Linked DNA regions of Homo sapiens: region 2 is linked to region 1. Evidence: chromatin contacts called from ENCODE Hi-C or POLR2A ChIA-PET data. All regions are on one chromosome and are shown on one strand. The core of a region is the stretch at or near the end of the contact, and the rest is flanking DNA. Distances in the headings are between cores, read along the strand shown. Region 1 overlaps SV2C (synaptic vesicle glycoprotein 2C). Region 2 overlaps IQGAP2 (IQ motif containing GTPase activating protein 2).

What was found. A loop is a pair of places that touch in the nucleus more often than their neighbours do. ChIA-PET counts read pairs that join two places held with the same protein, here RNA polymerase II (POLR2A). Pooled maps may share reads with other maps.
Region 2: a pooled map shows a loop between it and region 1 (7-fold over the local background). The contact joins two enhancer-like sites. A Hi-C loop is called at or near these places in 4 of 37 single-sample maps with no recorded cell type and 9 of 50 pooled maps. POLR2A ChIA-PET finds 5 or more read pairs at or near these places in 1 of 52 experiments (activated T-cell).

Annotation. Positions count from the first base shown.
Region 1 is chr5:76,173,305-76,179,771 of GRCh38, forward strand. The region is part of intron 2 of SV2C (synaptic vesicle glycoprotein 2C); the gene reads left to right. It also overlaps the pseudogene RAP1BL. Among named protein-coding and RNA genes, the nearest start is that of SV2C-AS1, 93 kb to the left of the region's middle. RefSeq lists an enhancer at 2,807-2,886. Within about 2 kb of position 2,632, at least 3 of the 41 ENCODE cell types and tissues checked have a DNase peak (open chromatin) inside an H3K27ac peak, as active enhancers do.
Region 2 is chr5:76,577,670-76,583,930 of GRCh38, forward strand. All of the region lies in intron 5 of IQGAP2 (IQ motif containing GTPase activating protein 2), which reads left to right. Among named protein-coding and RNA genes, the nearest start is that of F2RL2, 43 kb to the right of the region's middle. RefSeq lists an enhancer at 4,558-4,647. Within about 2 kb of position 4,747, at least 4 of the 41 ENCODE cell types and tissues checked have a DNase peak (open chromatin) inside an H3K27ac peak, as active enhancers do.

The sequences.
Region 1 (6,467 bases), core at 1,382-3,881:
TTAAAGTATACAGTACACCATTTTCATACATGTACAACATTGGTGGATGAAGAATGTCTCTTAGCAGTAATACTGGATGTAGCCTCTGGTTTTACCAGCTGCATACTCTAGGACTATTATATAAGTAAAAATCTCTCTTGTGATACTGGAAAGTGATTAGAATGTGCAAACTGATATAGTAGCTTTCATCCGCCTCTTAAAGGGTACCACCACAGGAAAGTCCATTTAAGATGTTGGTAGGTTTAACAAAGTTGGAATGCTGGCACTGTTGAATTGGGCAACAGTTCTTCAGACCTGGCTCAGAGCTACAATGCATTTAGTATATTAAAGCAGCTGACATGATGACTTTTTGCGAGCCTTCCCAGGCACTGGAGTTTTTCTGTTAATTTGCCGCACTAGGTCATAAAAGATCTCATTAACATTTATTTTTGATTTTGCAGAAGATTCTAAGAATGCACAGTTGTTCCATTGTCTTGCTAGATTTTGACCTTGTTCCTTCCCTACAACTCTTTCATCTTCCAAGTCACACTTATTACCAACAAGAATCATTGGAACATCATCAGTGTCTTTAACTCGAAGAATCTGTTCTCTCAGGTCTTGTAAATCGTTAAATGTGGACTGTGCTGTGATGGAATAAACTAATGCAAACCCTTGTCCATTTTTCATGTATAAATCCCTCATTGCTGTAAATTGCTCCGTTCCTGCAGTATCCAAGATTTCAAGCATACACTGTTGTGCATCTACTTCAACTTGCTCTCTATAAGAATCTTCTATCGTAGGATCGTATTTTTCTACAAAAATTCCTTGAACAAATTGTACAGTCAAAGCAGACTTTCCAACGCCTCGTGAGCCAAGAACGACTAGCTTATACTCACGCATGATGCAAGCTTGTCAAAACCTAGTACTCTGCGAACCTCTCACGCTGTCACCGGGTCTCTGCAGCCAGCGTCGCCCCGTGCTCCCCGCGGGTCGCTACTCTAGGCGCCACGGCGGTCCTGCCGCTGCCGCGCCGCTCCGGCTGGTTTACACGCCTGAATCTGGGCGAGGTTTTCTCAATCCTATTTTATGAAATCCATCTGCCTCTGGTGTTTATGTTGGGGTGGGAGTTAATAATGAAAGAGCAAAATAATCTCATAATGTACTTGTTCCCATCAGGCCTGCAATGTGTGTCTCTGATGGAACAAGAAAGAGAGAGATCCTGAATCTTCTTTGCCATGGCACTGCCACTCCCACCTCGGGCCCTAAGCACAGACGATGCTATAGACCAGGAATCACCAAGCTTGTCTGTGAAGGCCCAGATAGTGAATACGTCAAATTTTTTAGGCCACCTGTGGTCTCTATCACATTTTCTTCTTTACTGTAGCCATTTTAAAAAATGTAAAAAAGAATGCTTAGCTTGTACGCTGCACGAAAGCATAGTTCGTGGACCCCTGCTACAAACCTGCACATTCTTTGTTACTAGCTAAGAATATGTCTCCAAATGTGGACATGGTCTCCTATCCTGATAAGCAAGGGTCCTCCTGTTCATCTAGCCCAACGCTGATGCTGGAGGCAGGCTTTGGCTCCTGCTTCATGCCCTCTTGGCCAGCACAAGTGCTGATACCCTGTTTACTGCTGTTGCTGTGAATGTTAAAGTCTCAGAGCCAAGAATCTCATGTGTTCTGCTGGCACCCGTGAGCCTGGCGGTCTAACTGACTAAATTTCAGGTAAGGTGAAATCTCAGACCCCTCACAGTTCTTGAGAGAGGCAGAAGGGGAAGGGAAGGAGAGGGGGCATGGTGAGAGATACCAGAAAAAACACTACACGGAAAAGAGATGACCCAAATGAAGAGGTCAGTTCCCCAACCCCTACGCTGGCCTGGTGTTTAAGTCCAGTTTCCATGTTGGCCTTCACAGAATCAGAGCTCTTCTTTGCTAGATAAAGTGTGGGGGAGTCTTTGGCTCCCCCTGGAGGCTAGAGTTTGCCAACGACAGGTAGGACCTGAAACACAATATGAATTGCTCTTTACTGTAAAACAAAAGGAAAGCTGACCATGACGAGATTTTACTCAAATGGCCCAGGGGTTAGGTATAATTCAATTAAAAAGGGAATTTGTCCTTTAAAGTAGGGGGATATATATATATGGCTTTAACTAAAAAGAAAAATGGACACAGAATCTAACAGTGAATGTTTAGGTATTAGTGACAGTCATCATTGTTAAAGTGCAGAGAGAAAATTAGATCTAACACAGAAGAGTAACATGGTGCTAAAATTTCCCCCATATCCCAGACAACTTCCTGTTTGCAGCTCGATGTGCTGATGAGATACTTTTAACACGAATCCTGAGGGCAGTGGACCTTAGAAAAATTATCATCTACAATTGTATGTTAAATTGCTAAGTAATTAAGATGTAAGATCTAGAAAATCACATACAATTTATTTCCAACAGCTGAAATTAGAACTTTCTAAATAAAAGCTAACCATACAACCCAAGGGTTTAACAAGTCAGAGTCTGTTTGGGAAAGCCAGCGTGTGTGTCCCCGAGAGGTGGATTGCAATCAGTAATAAAGGCATGAGTCCAGCCCTGTCAGATCTGTCTGACAGCCCCCACTGCACTCTGTCAGAATCTCCGCATGGGGATGGGTCAGGTTGCAGATGGTGACAGCATCATCCGAAAGTCTATGAGAAAGTGAAGGTAACACAAAGCCCTGGGATCCCTACCTTCCACACTGCTCTGCTTATCTGCACACACAGCTGTGAGGCTCCAGCCAGGCCCCCAGGAGCAATTTGTTATTTGTGACAACCTTGTGTGCATGGTGTTCTCCCTCACCCCCCACCCCAACACACACACAGGGAGCCAAAGTTTACTACGTTTAGTCTAAGTTGGGTTTTGAGATTTAAATGTTCAAGACTTAAGTGATTACCGATGGGGAAAATAGGAAGTGGCCTGGAGGTTCTCAGTTCGGGGGAGAATGGTTGTGCAAATAGAAAACCATGGTAGTGAATCTGCTACCCAGTTTTCTAAGAAGAGCTGCGGTTTTGTTTCATCCTGTCTCAGAGCTTTATTAATCAGCCATATTGTAGGTGACATGCTCCAGGACACACAGAATTTATGTCCTTGTGCTCTTTCCTCTAAGAGCTAATTAATGTATTTTTATTGGTGAGAAAGTTCACTCCACATATTTCTTCTCCTTGCATCATGATCAATTCTCCAATCTTAAAACCAAATCACCCACCACCACCACCCATAAACACCCTCTGCTTCAATCCTGGTCCCCATTTACTTAATTCCTATCTTTCCCCTACTTTTAAAATCTATTCATTAAAACAAAACAAAAGCCAAAAACATCTTTCCTGGGATTGCCTGGAGAAGACTTGACAGGACCAAGAGGGAAAACTTTCTAACCCCCAATCACTGTTTAGTTTATGGCTGGAATTATGGGGGAAAAGTAGAATGAGGTTGCTTTTGATGTTCTTTTGAAATGATTTGCAGCATTGAAAGAAATATTAGCAATTAAGCCATTTTGATTTTCTTTAAAACTGAAAGTAGAGGCCGGCAAGGTGGCTCACGCCTGTAATCCCAGCACTTTGGGAGAACGAGGTGGATGGATCACAAGGTCAGGAGATCGAGACCATCCTGGCTAACATGATGAAACCCCGTCTCTACTAAAAATACAAAAAATTAGCCGAGCACGGTGGCGGGCGTCTGTAGTCCCAGCTACTCGGGAGGCTGAGGCAGGAGAATGGCGTGAACCCGGGAGGCAGAGCTTGCAGTGAGCCGAGATCACGCCACTGCACTCCAGCCTGGGCGACAGAGCGAGACTCTGTCTCAAAAAAAAAACAACAAAAAACAGAAAGTACAGAAGTGTATATATTTAATAATCAATTATATTAATCAATATATTATATATTAATATATACAAATAATATATACAAATATATTAATCTGTATATATGATTCTTAATGCTGTATTTCTTATAGTCTGGGTATCCCAGTGAATGAAATATTTTCAGCAGTGTTTTGGGAAGTACAGAGATCTTCCCTTATATGTTCCAGGACCCGCTAGTGATACCTAGAATCGCAGATAGTACCGTCCCCTATATATACTGTTTTTTCAATATATACATACCCATGGTAAAGTTCAACTTACAAATTCAGCATAGTAGGATATTAATAACAATAACTGATAATAAAATAATAAACTAGAATAATTATAACAATATACTATAATAAAAGTTACCTAAATATGGTATTTCTGTCTCTCAAAATAACTTAATATTTTCAGACCATGGTTGGCTGCGAATAACTGAAACCACTGAAGGCAAAACCGCAGATAAGGGGGAACTACTGTATGCTATTCCAGATATGTGTTATTATGTCCCAAACTATCCAAAATCTTAGTGGCTTTAAACAATAGCCATTTTATTGTATCTCACACTCCTGTGTGACTTTGGAACTTGGACAAGGCTTGGCTAGGTGATTCTTCTGTTCTTGGTGGTTTAAACAGAGGTCACTCAGTGGTATTTTGCTGGAGGGTCTAAGATGACTGACATCTGGGCAGGAATGGCTGAAAGATTGTTTTCTTGTTCTGTTCCTCTAAAATACCAGTTCCTCTTAGATATTTATGCTTTGTTTGTTCACTGTGCTGATATAGAGGAGATTTCTCTGAAAAGAAAACCATACTTTCATTGTTTATAATTATGCTTAAACTTAAGAAGATAAATACATTTTTCATAAGTCTGTTTCTCATGCATTTTGGGCCCAGTGGGGACAGTAGGTGAGAGCACCTATCTGTGACCTCTTCAGCATATCAGTCTCAGGGTAGTCAGATGTACAGATGGGGCCTCAGGGCTCCAAAAGCAAGTGCTATGGTAGACAAGGTGGAAACTGCATGGCCTTTTATTACCTAATCTTGAAAGTCACATAGCATCACTTCTGTCATACACTATTCATTCAAGCAGTTACCCAGAATCAAGGAGAGGCAACATAGACTTCACCTTTTCATGGGAAGAGCATTGCAGAATTTGCAGCTGTGTTGTACAGTCACCAAACATGCACACAGGAGACATCTCCATTCTATTACATGTTAGAGTAAATTTCTTTTCTTTTTCAGGTGTAGTATTTCCAAAATATTGTTCCCACCATTGAGTTTTATAGCAGTGGCTCCCAGTCTTTTGGATTTTTAATTCCAATTTTGAAAAAAAAGAATGAGCAAGATTGACAGAGGGAAGCCCACCTTTATTTTACTAAGGAAGAACATTTAAAAATAATGATTGCAATAACATGCACACTACTCTTTATACTCACTATCATTTTATAAAACAAAAGGCATGTTCACATTAAAATAATAGGAAGGGCATGTTCTTAAAGGACCTTTTTTAAATTGAATAAATTTATCTTTATGAAAAAGACATATCATTTTCCTTGTTTTTCTTGTTTAACTGCAGGCTGGTGGAAACTGTCTCATGGAGCCTGCCTTTTTGGCAGATTGGATTTGGGAATTATTCTTCTAGACAAAAGGTCTCAAGTATGCCACTTATACTTTCTTGGGACACTCAAGATTTTATGGTCATAATTTCATTTTTGAGTTAGTTCTGTCAATTGCATAGCTTTATGTGAGGAGGACTGCAGTTTGAGTTCAACCTTCTAAATTAAATCAACGAGGTTTTACTGATTTTCAAAATGTGCCTACAATAGTGTAGCCTCATGGAGTTTCAGAAAAGGATGACATAATACATAGTTCCTGCCAGGAGTCAAATTGAAAATTAATTATAGAGATAGGACTGATGCTTATGAAATGCTGATAAATAACGCAAGTTAGAATGTGGGTGAGAATGTATAGGAGTTACCCACGCAAACTATAGTAGTCTGGGTGTCTTCACTATGAATGTGCAGTTGAAGTTCAAGGTACATGATTTGGATGAAAGGCAAAAGGAGCATGTTGCATATATGATTAATTGAATGAGGATTCGTGGATAAGAATGAATGAACGAATGCAGTGTGCTTAGGGGCCATTTAGGGATTCTAGGATACAATGGTTTTTAACGTGCCTTATCTTAGGTTTCAGAGCAGAAAACAAAATGGATTCAGCATTGTTTTTTGCTTGTTTTTGAGTCACAATATAATAATTGATTAAAATTCCTACTTTTTTCTTACTCTCAAAGTGACCATGTTTTTCTCTGAGAAGCGGATGGCTGACTGCTCATTCTAGACATAAATCATTAATAGTCATAATAAAAAGAATCAGCTACTAAGTAACAGCTTCAGTACTGTAGGTCAGCACCTGAATATCTGGGTGACCTTTCCTAAAATGCCGAAGAGTGCTTCTGACAGTTTGGGATCGAGGAGCCCTCGTGTGATGCTTCATCACTAATGACAAAATAAATCTCAAGTGTCAAGAAGTGCTGCCCTGAATTCACCTCGACTTTGCCATCAGCAATGGATTAGGGGCAACATCCATTAGTGCAAGGTAGATCCCGCTATTTAT
Region 2 (6,261 bases), core at 3,497-5,996, 410 kb after region 1:
GTCAGTCACTCAAAGGAGGCTGATATTCTGCTTTGTTGTGCAAGACACATTTGAAAGCTGAGGAACAATCCTCTAATAAATACAGTGGGTTTGATAAATACTCTTGCTGCATAGTTAGAAATGATGATGGAAATGAACTAACATGTCTTCAGCTTTTATATCCTGGCTGCAAATACAGCACTGCTGCTGTATTTGAGAGTTGTTATTACCTGGTAGAGTAATTAGGCAGGTCAGAGATTCTGATTATAACTCAGAAGCCAGCAAGGAAGTTTCCCTAGGAAGTTAAGCTTGCCAGGCGCTGCCTTCTTCCTGCCCCAGCCTGTGGGCCTGACTTGATCTAAAAAGTTAGCTCTTAGCCCTGACCAAACTTGTCTCCTATTCCCTGTCATCTTGATTTGGGCTTAACAACCTAACTTCTGGGTGCTTATGCTTGCTTCCTGTTTGTATCTGTGTTCCCCTTTGCTGCCTGCCCCTCACCTTATCATTTTATTTCTGATCCCAGTCTCGTGTCCTACCACTCACCAATCCCTGTGTCAGTTTAGCTTGGTGTTCTCAAGCCAGACTCCATGAACATTACCACAGCAGCAAAGGGAGGAAATTCTCAAGCTTCACCTAATGTAGACAGACTCACCTTAGCGGTGGATGGCATCTTTTTTTTTTTTGAGATGGAGTCTCACTCTGTCACCAGGCTAGAGTGCAGTGGTGCAATCTCAGCTCACTGCAACCTCCACCTTCCGGGTTCAGGTGATTCTCCTGCCTCAGCCTCCTGAGTAGCTGGGACTACAGGCACGCACTACTATGCCCAGCTAATTTTTTGTATTTTTAGTAGAGACGGGGTTTCACCATGTTGGCCAGGATGGTCTTGATCTCTTGACCTCGTGATCTGCCTGCCTCAGCTTCCCAGTGTGCTGGGATTACAGGCATCAGCCACCACGCCCGGCCACATCATTCTTTTTCTAAAGAAATGTTTGTCTTTTTCTCATTTTTTCAAAAGTAATGTATGCTCATTGTGGAAAAAATTGGAAAATCCAGGAAGAATGTTAAAGAAAAAGCTAAAATACCCACTATCTCAACACCAAGTAAAAACCACTGTAACTATTTTGATATCTTTGAACTTAAAGTGTATACTGCGTATGGCATGTTTTACTTTTGTGGCTTCTTTTGGAATGTTATAAAGCCTCTGCCTTGAAAAGGAACCAGTTTAAGAGTGAGAGCCTTACTAACTAGTTACTATACTAATTTTTAAAAAATATCTGGAGGCCTTTTACGTAAGGGTAAGAACACTTTTTTGACATGTTGTTTAGTGCCCACCTTATTAAAGATGTATAATAAATGATATTAAACAACTGTTACTTGTTTAAACAGTCATAAAAGTGAGTTCCTTGAAAGAGTTGGAATAATTTAGTAGAAATGATGTTTTGAGTACTTCAGATACCTTAAAGAGCAGGTGAAATGCCCAGGTACGTTATTACAAACTTACTACACTGGAACCTATTCTGTAAGACCCATACTACAAGTTTCACTCATTTTGTTTATTATTTATAACTAGTTTTGAGTTGTCCTTGGCTATTATATTATTTTGATACCTACCCAGAATTGACATAATCTTCGTGGCACCAGAAACAAAAGAATACCCTTTCAAACCTGCCATGATTACAGATCTGGGTTTCGGATGGATCACTTGTGAGTCAGAACATGGCGCAACTTTGGGTTCTTCTCCCATGGCGAGTCAGACCCTGGCCACAGGCATCAGGCTAAACTTTCTTTGTTTAAAAAAAAAAAAAAAAAATCAGACCGCATTTAAGTACCCGGCTTTCAGGTAGGTCTTTATTTACAATCTGGTCCCCACCCCTGCCCCCCTTCCCCATTACCCTGAAATAATTTACTTTCTTAAGTCTCACTTGACCAGCATTGTATAATCCATTGTCCTGTCATAATGATGTATTGGCCTGATCCATTAACATTATTAAAAGCTTATGTATGCCTTTTAAATATTTTTTTTTTAATTAGTTGGGCTTTCTAGAGGTTTTCATCCCCTGGGAGACAAGGGATTGACTGTACCCAGTGATCCTTAGGCTTTTGGGCTGATTTATCATCTCAGATCATGTTTCTAGTCCTGCCTCCACTTAGTTAGTGGATGTGACCACCAGTGCTGGACCCTCTTTCTACCCGGTGTTTCTGTCACCACCTATGCTCCTTGGTTCTTCCTTATCTTGGGGCACTTCCTTTGTTTTCTGGGACTATTTAGTTTACTCAAAGTTCTTGGTCTTTATTCTTTCATGTAGTATAAATAGTATAAAAATATCTATATATAAACAAATATAGGCCAGGTGTTGTGGCTCATGCCTGTAATCCCAGCACTTTGGGAGGCTGAGGCAGGCAGATCATGTGAGGTCAGGAGTTTAAGATCAGCCTGGCCATGATGGTGAAACCTCATCTCTACCAAAAATACAAAAATTAGCCAGGTGTGGTGGCAGGTGCCTATAATCACAGCTACTCGGGAGGCTGAGGCAGGAGAATCGCTTGAACCTGGGAGGCGGAGGTTGCAGTGAGCTGAGACTGTGCCACTGCACTCTAGCCTGGGCAACAGAGGGAGACTCCATCTCAATTAAAAGAAAAAAAAAAAAGCATGGTGGCACACGCCTGTAGTCCCAGCTACTCGGGAGGCTGAGGCAGGAGAATAGACCCAGGAGGCGGAGATCACAATAAGCCAAGATCGCGCCACTGCACTCCAGCCTGGGCAACAGAGCGAGACTCCGTCTCAAAGAACAAAACAAAACAAAACAAAACAAACAAACAAAAAACAGATATAGAAGAAACAAAGTACTTGTGTTTTAATAATGCTCCCCAACTTGTTAAAGTCAATATAAATACACATTCGCTATTTATCTCTTTTTTTTATTACAACTTCCTTTTTGGACACTGTATATTATTCTCTTGATTATTGTTTTGAACCTGTGGCCTTTCTCAGACTTAACCAAGATTAATATCTCTTTCTTTTTGATGAACCAGATTGTTTCAGCTTGGTCAGTCTGAGCTCTTTCTGGCCCACTTCCTTGTCCTTCTAGCACCGTCCCTGACATTCTTTGAAATATCCTTGCTCGTGGTCACAACAGGATGTTCCAGTCCTATCCTGATTATTTCTGCTTTGAGATGTGGAACCACCACTCTCTAGGGATTCCTCTTAAAAGTCATGTGTTTATATTAATTTTTCAAGTTTAACCTTATTAGCTTACTGGATTCTGCTTTTCTTGCTGTCTAGTTCATTTGACCATTGAGATTCTTCTACATGGGCAGCCACAAACGGAAGCTATGTCTGCCTCTCCTCTGTGATAGGATTACTCTTCCCGCTGCTGATACTGTAGCTGTGTCGCAGCAGCCATGTTTTCAGGTGCAATGGTGATGCCATGGCTCTGGCAGACCCACTTCTGGTTCACCAGCCGTCCAGGTACTCTGGGAGCTTTGTGGAGTAGAGTTTGTCTAGCCAGCTCCCACACAGCCAGGTGGCTGTCTTGCTTACCAGGTGGCCTTTGAACCTGCTCCTCAGGCATTAATGCATAACTTTCCTTGTCTTAACACTCTGTTCCCTTAGAACCTTTTCCTTCCCTAAGAAACTGATTGAACCCTTATATCAGATTGATTATATCTCTAACAGTGAACATATTTGCATTTATAAATAAGATTTCCAAAGACAGTTTCTTAGCTCAAAGGACAGGCTCTAATCCTAGGTTCTCAGAAGGGATATCTGGAGATGGCAGTATTTGGAAGTAAGGTGAGGGAGGCAGTTGCACCTGCTTATTTCTTTCAAGTCCTTCCTTGCTCAGAATTCTCTCTGTGCTCTGAACCATTCCTTTCCCTTTCCTCCTCTTTCTGTCCTAAATTAGTATGGTGGTTATGCCTTTCTGTCTTCCTAAATTCTGAGCTCTTAAGAGACTATGAACCACATCTTGTTACTTCATACAGCTTACGTGCTATTGATTCCAAGTTAAAGTCTCTGGAGTTTGTATATTTAACTCTTCAGGAGGTTTAATTGAACTAATTTCTCTATGATAAGGCTACCTCAGGATTCCTTTGGTTTGGGGCTGAAAATTAGGTATAGAACCCTGGATTTTGATATGATATTGGCAGTGATATATGTGACTAAGATGGAAAAATTTGGTTCAGTAAATAAAACTATTTCAAACATGGAGTCTGTGGTGAAATAGAGATTCTTGGCATTGGAAAAAGTAAGAAAACCACTTTGATAGGTTATCAATAAGTGTTTGTATACAAAGGACACATTTATTTAACAAAGAATAGTAAGAACAAAGGTTAACACAAATGGAGCTTTTAACTATGTGCCTGGCACTGCACAAAATACTGTACTGGTATAATCTCATTTTATCTTCATAACATATCTGTGCAGTGGTCACTATTATTACTCCCATTTTATCACCAAGGCAGTTGAGGCACAGAGAGGCTGCCGAAGGTCACACAGTTAGTAAAAACCAGGATATGTGAGAACTGAACCTGTGCTATTATGAATTCAGCCAGCCAATGGCTTCAAAAGAAGTCAATTATTTCCCTACTTCTAAGAAAATTAAAAGAACACTGGTATCAGACTTGAACTTCAGCACAGGCCTCTCAGCTATTATATTTAACATGTTTTAAATGAAGAATCATGGAACTTGAGAAGGGGAAGGGCCTTGGGAAGTTATTGTAGTCTAAGTCATTCATTTCACAGATAAGGGAACTGAAAGCTTGGGTTACGTGACTTGCTCTTAGTCACACACTGAGGTTTTACCAGTTTTGGGACCAGGATTCAGCGCTTCTGGATTCTAGTCCTGTGGTCTTTCTGCTCTACCATGAGGCTTTGATATACAAACATTCATTCCACATGTTATAGTACAAAATGAGCTACACATAATGTGATCCAAGAAAGCTGAAATAAATTTAGCTCCTGCCTTTTAAGTTTGCATTTCATTACGATAGTACCTTTTAGTGTATATCCTGAAAGTATAGAAAAAACTAATACCACTAGTTTTATCTTGAAAGTGGTAGAAAAAACTAATGCCATGTGATATTGGCAGTAATGTATGTGACTAAGATGGAAAAATTTGGTTCAGTAGATAACAACTACTACTACTACTACTACTATATACTACTTTCATGATATACACTAAATGGTATTTTTTAAAACTTTCTTTATTGCTTCCTGGACTTTAAGTGATATTATTTGTACAAGTAGGAGCACATGGGTCAATGAGTCGGTAGCTACCTCTGGGCAACCCCTCCGTTGCTGGCCTCACTCAGCTGCACAGGTGTGCTGTAGCTTTTGGTGTGGTAGGAGGCTTGCTACCTCACAAAAAGTGCTCTCTTAGACATGAGAAGCAAAGGTGACATTAATTCCATGACTTCCTTTGGAATGCTCTCAGCCCTTTGACTTGGCTGTTAGGTACCAAACGGTGCTTAATAAATTAACTGTTGAAGAGCTACATGAGATTGGCACTTTTTCTATTCGATGGGCTTTTTTGTTTTTTAGATTAAGACTTGATTTCCTATATACTTCAGGTAATAAGCAGCCTCATTTGAATTTAAATGCTTGGGAAGGAAGTTTGCTATTGCTGTTTCTTTTCAGCATGGGAATACTGGGTAAACACAGTTTCCTGATAAACATTTGCCCGTTTGAGTAATCAGCTGGGAAGCACCTCCCACACAGAGATTAGGTGTAAAACGCCCATACCATGAAAAGTGATCTTTCCAAAGCTAACAGTTTAAACCTCAACATCAATGATTTAAAAAAAAAGAAAAAAAGTTGAAAATTGAGGCCAAACAGAAACTATACAATATTTTTTTTAATTTTTTAGTAAATGAGATTTTTTGATATATGCAAATGAGATCTTTACCTGATCAATATTAGCTTAAGAAAATATCAGACTTAAATTTAAAAGCAAAGATTCTTCCATGTTCAGAAAGCTAACTTCTCAGCACCACCTTGTGGTAACTTTTACTTAAGCCAGGATGTTTGTTTATTGTAAGATTTATATTAATATTACATTGTACAATGGAGAAATTAAAAATGTAATTGGAAATAGCTATCTAACTTCTTTATCATCAAAGGGGAAAATTAACAGTTTAGTATAAACATTTTACTTCATGTTATCATCAAACCTATATTTTGTGGTAGCCTAAGTACCTTAATTTAGGGATAGCATGGTAGAGAAAATTTTTTTTTTTTTTGAGACACAGAGTCTTGCTCTGTTGCCCAGGATGGAGTGCAGT